Regions from separate parts of the Homo sapiens genome. Here region 2 is linked to region 1. Evidence: chromatin loops called from intact Hi-C (ENCODE). Cell type or tissue: B cell. All regions are shown on one strand. Links, peaks and the distances in the headings refer to the core of each region. The heading gives the core; the rest is flanking DNA. Region 1 has its middle 31 kb from the start of PFKP-DT. Region 2 holds the start of LOC105376352 (a long non-coding RNA gene).

Region 1 (2,810 bases), core at 256-2,755:
CGATAACATTGAAGCCTGCCCCCTCCTTTAACAGTAACATTGATTGCTCCTATGTCTTGGAGCGTCTTTTCTTAAAAAAAAATTTTAAAAAAAAGTTTGAGTCAAGTCATTCATTTACACATCTGTAGGGGGACTTTTCCTTTCCTTCCACCTCAGTATTTATGGGCCTAATTTATCTATAAACATAGGGACCTCATATCCAGAGAGAACTCCCAGCACCAAAAGATATTCATCAGGATTCAGCATCATCTCACGGAGCTCATTCCAAGAGCTCGGAGTCTTCATTAATTCATTCCCTCTCCAAAGCAAACGTTGTCTTCATTCGATGAAGAGAAACACTTAGGACTGAGTAACGATGGTTGTGAAAAATAAAGCAGCATCCTTATGTATTCGTCTGCTCTCACACTGCTAACAAAGACAGACCCAAGACTGGGTAATGTATAAAGCAAAGAGGTTAAATGGACTTACAGTTTCACGTCGCTGGGGAGGCCTCAGAATCATGGCGGAAGCTGAATGAGGAGCAAAGTCATGTCTTATGTGGCGGCAGGCAAGAGAGCATGTGGGGGGGACGTCCCCTTTATAAAACCATCAGATCTCGTGAGACTTACTGTCACGAGAACAGCACGGGAAAGAACCCTCCCCCATTTTTCAATTACCTCCCACCAGGTCCCTCCCATGACACATGGGGATTATTGCAATTCCAGGTGAGATTTGGGTGGGGACACAGAGCCAAACCATATCACCTCATGTACCACAACACCCTTAGTCAGGAATCTTAAAGACCAATTTCTTAAGGTAGTTTTTAACCTGATGTTTTATATTCCTTGACACCACATCCTTCACTGCTAGATAATGTCAACCCAGTATTTTCAAAGCAATTCATTTAAGTCAAGCTTCATGAAAACAACAACTATACTGGAACAATTGTTTCCTAGTAGTCAATAGAATATGAGCTATAAAGATATTAAGTAGATTCTGATCCCATTCACTCTGTTTCTCTCAGAAAAAGATCAGTGAGAACTTTCTCTTTGGATCAGCCAGGAATGCTCTCTGCTGATGACATTTTTGTCTAAACCCCACTCAATTCTCAGACCTCGTCCACCCTGAAATATCTGCTTCTCCTTTCAAGATATTTATTTCAACATTTAATTGTTGCTTATAAACTTATTCAAGGTATGGTCTGCATATCCAGGGATGAATGCTGAGCTGTGTAACTCCCCTGCCAGCCCTGAGTAGTTTTGGAATTATGCTTCTCTAACCCGGGCATACTTGTCCTGTGTTCCCCGTAGGCGGTTTGTTTTCATCTCTCTACCATGGCAATGAGGGTGGTGTTTTAGGCTCACTTTTACCAGGAAATCACTTTCTAGTGAGAAGAGGAACTGAAAATGAATCCTTCGTTTTAGTAGCACCATGATGTGCCTTCTGTGATAACATTAGACTCCTCTCTCTGTCTCTTTCTTTCACACACACATATACACTCATACACACACACACCAGTACTACCAGGAACATTTAATCATTTCAAGCTCAATGTCACACGGGTTAAACATTATGAGAAGACGTCTAAGACTCCATGATTACCTTTACATATTGGCTGACCAGATGTATAATGGGAAGCATTCAGTGGAGGATTTTATGTGACATGATTGCCTTAGCATCACAAAAGAGAGTTTCAACCTACACCATGATGGATAGCTACTTGTGTCTTCATAGTGCAACACCATCTGTGCAGGGAAATGGTCCACTTCAGAGAGAGATTTTTCAGCAAATTTGAAATGTAAGATTCTGAAGAAAAACATTGTTCTGCATTTACAAATTACTCATACTGTGCATTCATTATAATGAAGCCATGGCTGTGTAAGGTACTTCCTGCTAAAGGAGAATATTTTGTATGAATATGTTATCTTATAAACCCTTAAGCAAGAAGGACCCATTTTGTTCCCAAAGCAAATATTTCGATGCATAAGATACAGAGGCACACAGTCTCTAGCCTTAAATGTTTCTGTTTGAATTTGATAGTTCGTAGGGTACCCATGTTTCCACAGCATACAGAATGTGTGACATATATACTTCTAGTTTGGTTTGCACATATTTCCCTACTAAAGAAAGGAATACTTGTTGGAGAAGTGTCTTATAATGAACGTTTTTATTCTTATTTAGGCATGGTGAAGCCAATATGTCAGGAGACAACCATCATTTAAAAGGTAGTTTGTTACTTTCAGTGTCTAAGAGGAGGGTGTACACCAAGCCTGGCAGGAGGGTACCTGGGGAGGCACCACGGTAGGTCAGGAGGCAGAAGGGGTTGGGGAGAAACATGGGCCAGAGCCTCCCTTGTGGTTTCCCTGGGAAGGAATGGAGAGGCAGAGTGACAGGCTTGGGGTTGGCTGATTTGAATCAGTTCAGAGGCTCCGGACACGGTAGCTATCCCTGCTTGTCTGGCACCTGGCATTGGGGTGCAGGGCAGGTGGATGGCAGCCTTGGAGCATAAGAGCCCAGTGAAAGAGATGGTTGGGGGTATTGCCTCTGGATTGGTTGGTTTGCATCCGAAAGGTGAGTTGTTTGGTCTCCAGGAATGAGTAACCCTGGGAGGGGTGTTCCTCCAGAGTCCACAGACCCCAAGATGTCAAAGCATCACAATAAGAAGGTGCATTTAATACAAGAAGGATGAGCACATGAGCTGGCATCTATGGTGGTCATATCCCTTCGGAGCATTAGATAACAAGTCTTCAAGAAAGGAGGAGAAAATGGACTTCAGGGAATGGTAAATATGCGTGAACAATACACTAGCTCATGGCTAGGGAAACACAGGA
Region 2 (2,810 bases), core at 270-2,769, 50 kb before region 1:
CGTGGCCACTAAAAGGCCAGAGAGCGCCCTTCAGTGGGGATTCCCCAATTCCACGTGTAACTCGACCCAAACTCTGCAGCATCTGCAGGTCAGACATGGCCCCACGCAATCCAGGACCCTCACAGCTCAGCTCCCCCGTGTCCACTGGAATGACCCCCCTCAGTCCATCAGCTTGGACGACAATGCAATAATTAAAACAACGATAAGGGTACCAGTGAAGATGCTGCTGTCAGCTGAGTTCCTTTCGTGTGTACTTTACACACTTCACCTCTGTTACTCCTCCCAACGGCTCTGGGAAGCAGGAATTCTTTCTTCCAACGTGCAGATGAGAGCATTGAGGCACAGGGCATTTGAGAGACTTGCTCTGAAACACCAAACTAGTCTAGATGCGACTGATCACAGCTCAGCCAGGGTGGTCTCCAGCTACCTGGAAGATGTCAGTGGAGGGAAAAGAAGGGGAGTGGTCTTTAGTGAAACATCACTCCTCTCCCAGCCTCGCCAAGTGCATCCATGCACCTGCCGGGTGTCCTCACGGTGTCCTGAGCACAGGGCTCTCAGCCCAAGTTTTCCCTCGTCCAGTCCTGCGCCCACCAGGTATCAAGTGCTCACCACGTCCCAGGCTTCCTAACAGCTTTCATAAAATAGCTCATGTGAGTCCTTCCATCATCACAGTGAGTTAAGCCCTGTGATCCCCTCTTTGCCAGTGAGAAAACAAGGCTAGAAAAGTCTGCTGCTAAGAGGAAGTCTGAGCTTTCTACCCCGGGATGACTGGCAGGTGGTTAAAAACGTGGATCATCCTAACAAATGAATAAAACCTTGCCTCTACCACCTCCTGAAGGTGTAACCCGGGACAAATCACCTCACCTTTCCATGCCTCAGCTTCCTGATATGTAAACCGGAAAAGAACTCTCACCTCTCCAGCTTGGGAGGAGTCAATGAGTCACCCCTGGAAGGGCTGAGATCAGCTCGGCCACTCAGCAAGCTGCCATGGAAACGTTAGCCAGGACCTTTATAAGGCATTGTCTTGGGATCTGCCCTTTTGGAACCCTATTTCTTCGCAGATCATCCAGGCAGGGTCCAAGTCCGGCCCACCTGCAGGCACAGGGCAAGGGTGGGGCACACTCCCCTGCACCCCTTCCTTTTCCCCGCAGCCTCTCCCAGCCCTTCCTGGAACATGATTCCTGCAGACGCCCAGAGCTAGAAAACCCAGCTGCTCTCACGTCCACGTTTGCCATTTCTTCCACTTTTTCTGTTTTTCCTGATTCCACATCTCATATTTGGCCCATCTTGTGCTCACCTCTCTGTAAAAATGAGTCATATCACGATAATAAAAAGTCTAACCAGCAGTGGTCGTAAAAAATAAAATTACATCGTCATGAAACCCTCATGCTATCATTTACTATTGCTGGGGTCTTACCTTGTACCTGAAGTGAGAAAACAAAGGCATATGATCACAGGTTTGTATAGGAAGCTTTGCCAAGGTGAAACAAATATTGACCCAGAACAGATTGTGTCTAAAAGTGTTTAGTGTTCTTTTAAAGGGAATTGAAATGCGGAAGAGTAATAGAGGAGGAGGAAGGTCACTAGACCGCAAAACATAGCCAGGAACACCCCAGGTCCCCACCTGCTCCTCCTCCTCCTCCCCCCTCCACGCGGGCGTTGCCTATCTGGCTTGTTTTGGGGGAATGTAAACCGTTCTTGGAAGCCTGGTGTCCCCACGGCTTCACGGCCCTGACGCTGCTTTTCTTCCTGTTTTACCGCTCGCCTGGGACTTCATTTGCTTTAGTTGTGCAGTATTCTGTGTCCCCTCCTGTGAAGCTCATCTGTACTCTCAAGGGTAAATCCCTTTCCACCAGAAAGACAGATGGTTCCTTAAATGAGAGTTGAGTTTTTCTATTTACTGGAAGATTCCGAACACAGTAAACTCTTCCCTTTCTCTAATTCTGTAGCCCACCAGGACCATCCACTCCCCCCTGCAAAAAAAATCATCTGCAATCTGCATAATTCTGTTGTTTGTTCCCCAGACTCTGGGCATTTTCCTTCTCCTTTCTGCTCCCAGGTTATGGCTGGAAGGTGGCTGGACGGAGGGCAAATGCTTTCCAAAGGTGGTGTGGCCCCTGCTCTCCAATGAAGCAGGATGAAGGCAGGACCAGGGGTGGGAGGGGCTGAGAGAGAAGGGAGCTTTTCTTTCCCGCCCTCCCTCCTTCTCTCCCTCTTTTCCTTCCTTTCTTCCTCTCTTCTTTTTCTCTCTCTCTTCTTTCTTCCTTCCCTCCTTCCTTCCTCCCTCCTTCCTTCCTCCCTCCTTCCTTCTCTCCCTCCCTTCCCTCCCTTCTTCCTTCCTCTCGCCTCCCTCCTTCCTTTCTGTCTCTTCCTCTCATTCTCCCTCATTCCTTCCTTCCCTCTTTCCTCCTCCTCCCTTCCCTCCTTCCTTTATTCCCTTCCTCCATTCCTTCTTTCCTTCCTTTCTCTCTCTCATTTCCTCTTTCTCTCTTCCTCTCTCTCCCTCTCTCTCTCTCTCTTCCTCTCTCTCCCTCTCTCTCTCTCTTCCTCTCCCTCTCTCTTCCTCTTTTTTCTCTCTCTCCCTCTCTCTTCCCCTCTCTCTCTGTTCCTGCGTGCCTCTCTCTGTGTCTGTCTCTCTCTCTCTTCCTCTCTCTTCCTTTCCTCCTCTCTCTCTCTTTCTCTCTTCCTCTCTCTCTCTGTTCCTCTCTCTCTCTATGTCTCTCTTTCTCTCTCTATTCTCTCTTTCTCTCTCTCTCTCCCCCACCCTTCTTTCTGGTTGTGTGTGCTAAGGTATGAGCTCCTTGCCTGCA

Evidence for each region. A loop is a pair of places that touch in the nucleus more often than their neighbours do. Peaks named below come from ENCODE experiments on the same cell type or tissue, not always from the same donor. Only the 100,000 strongest peaks of a DNase experiment are listed, where the experiment ranks them.
Region 2: a loop joins it to region 1, with 2.2 times the contacts of the local background. A loop is called at or near these places in 10 of 110 quality-filtered maps.

Annotation. Positions count from the first base shown.
Region 1 is chr10:3,034,992-3,037,801 of GRCh38, forward strand. No RefSeq gene overlaps it. Among named protein-coding and RNA genes, the nearest start is that of PFKP-DT, 31 kb to the right of the region's middle. In B cell, for the core only: no CTCF peak of the experiment used is centred there; a DNase peak (open chromatin) is centred at 1,350; H3K4me3 peaks cover 1,231 bases; H3K27ac peaks cover 2,500 bases.
Region 2 is chr10:2,984,959-2,987,768 of GRCh38, forward strand. It overlaps LOC105376352 (a long non-coding RNA gene), which reads right to left and starts at 1,486. Exons shown (of 4, transcript XR_001747271.2): 1 at 1,418-1,486; 2 at 213-1,301. RefSeq lists an enhancer at 1-258. In B cell, for the core only: no CTCF peak of the experiment used is centred there; a DNase peak (open chromatin) is centred at 1,663; H3K4me3 peaks cover 1,386 bases; H3K27ac peaks cover 875 bases; H3K27me3 peaks cover 317 bases.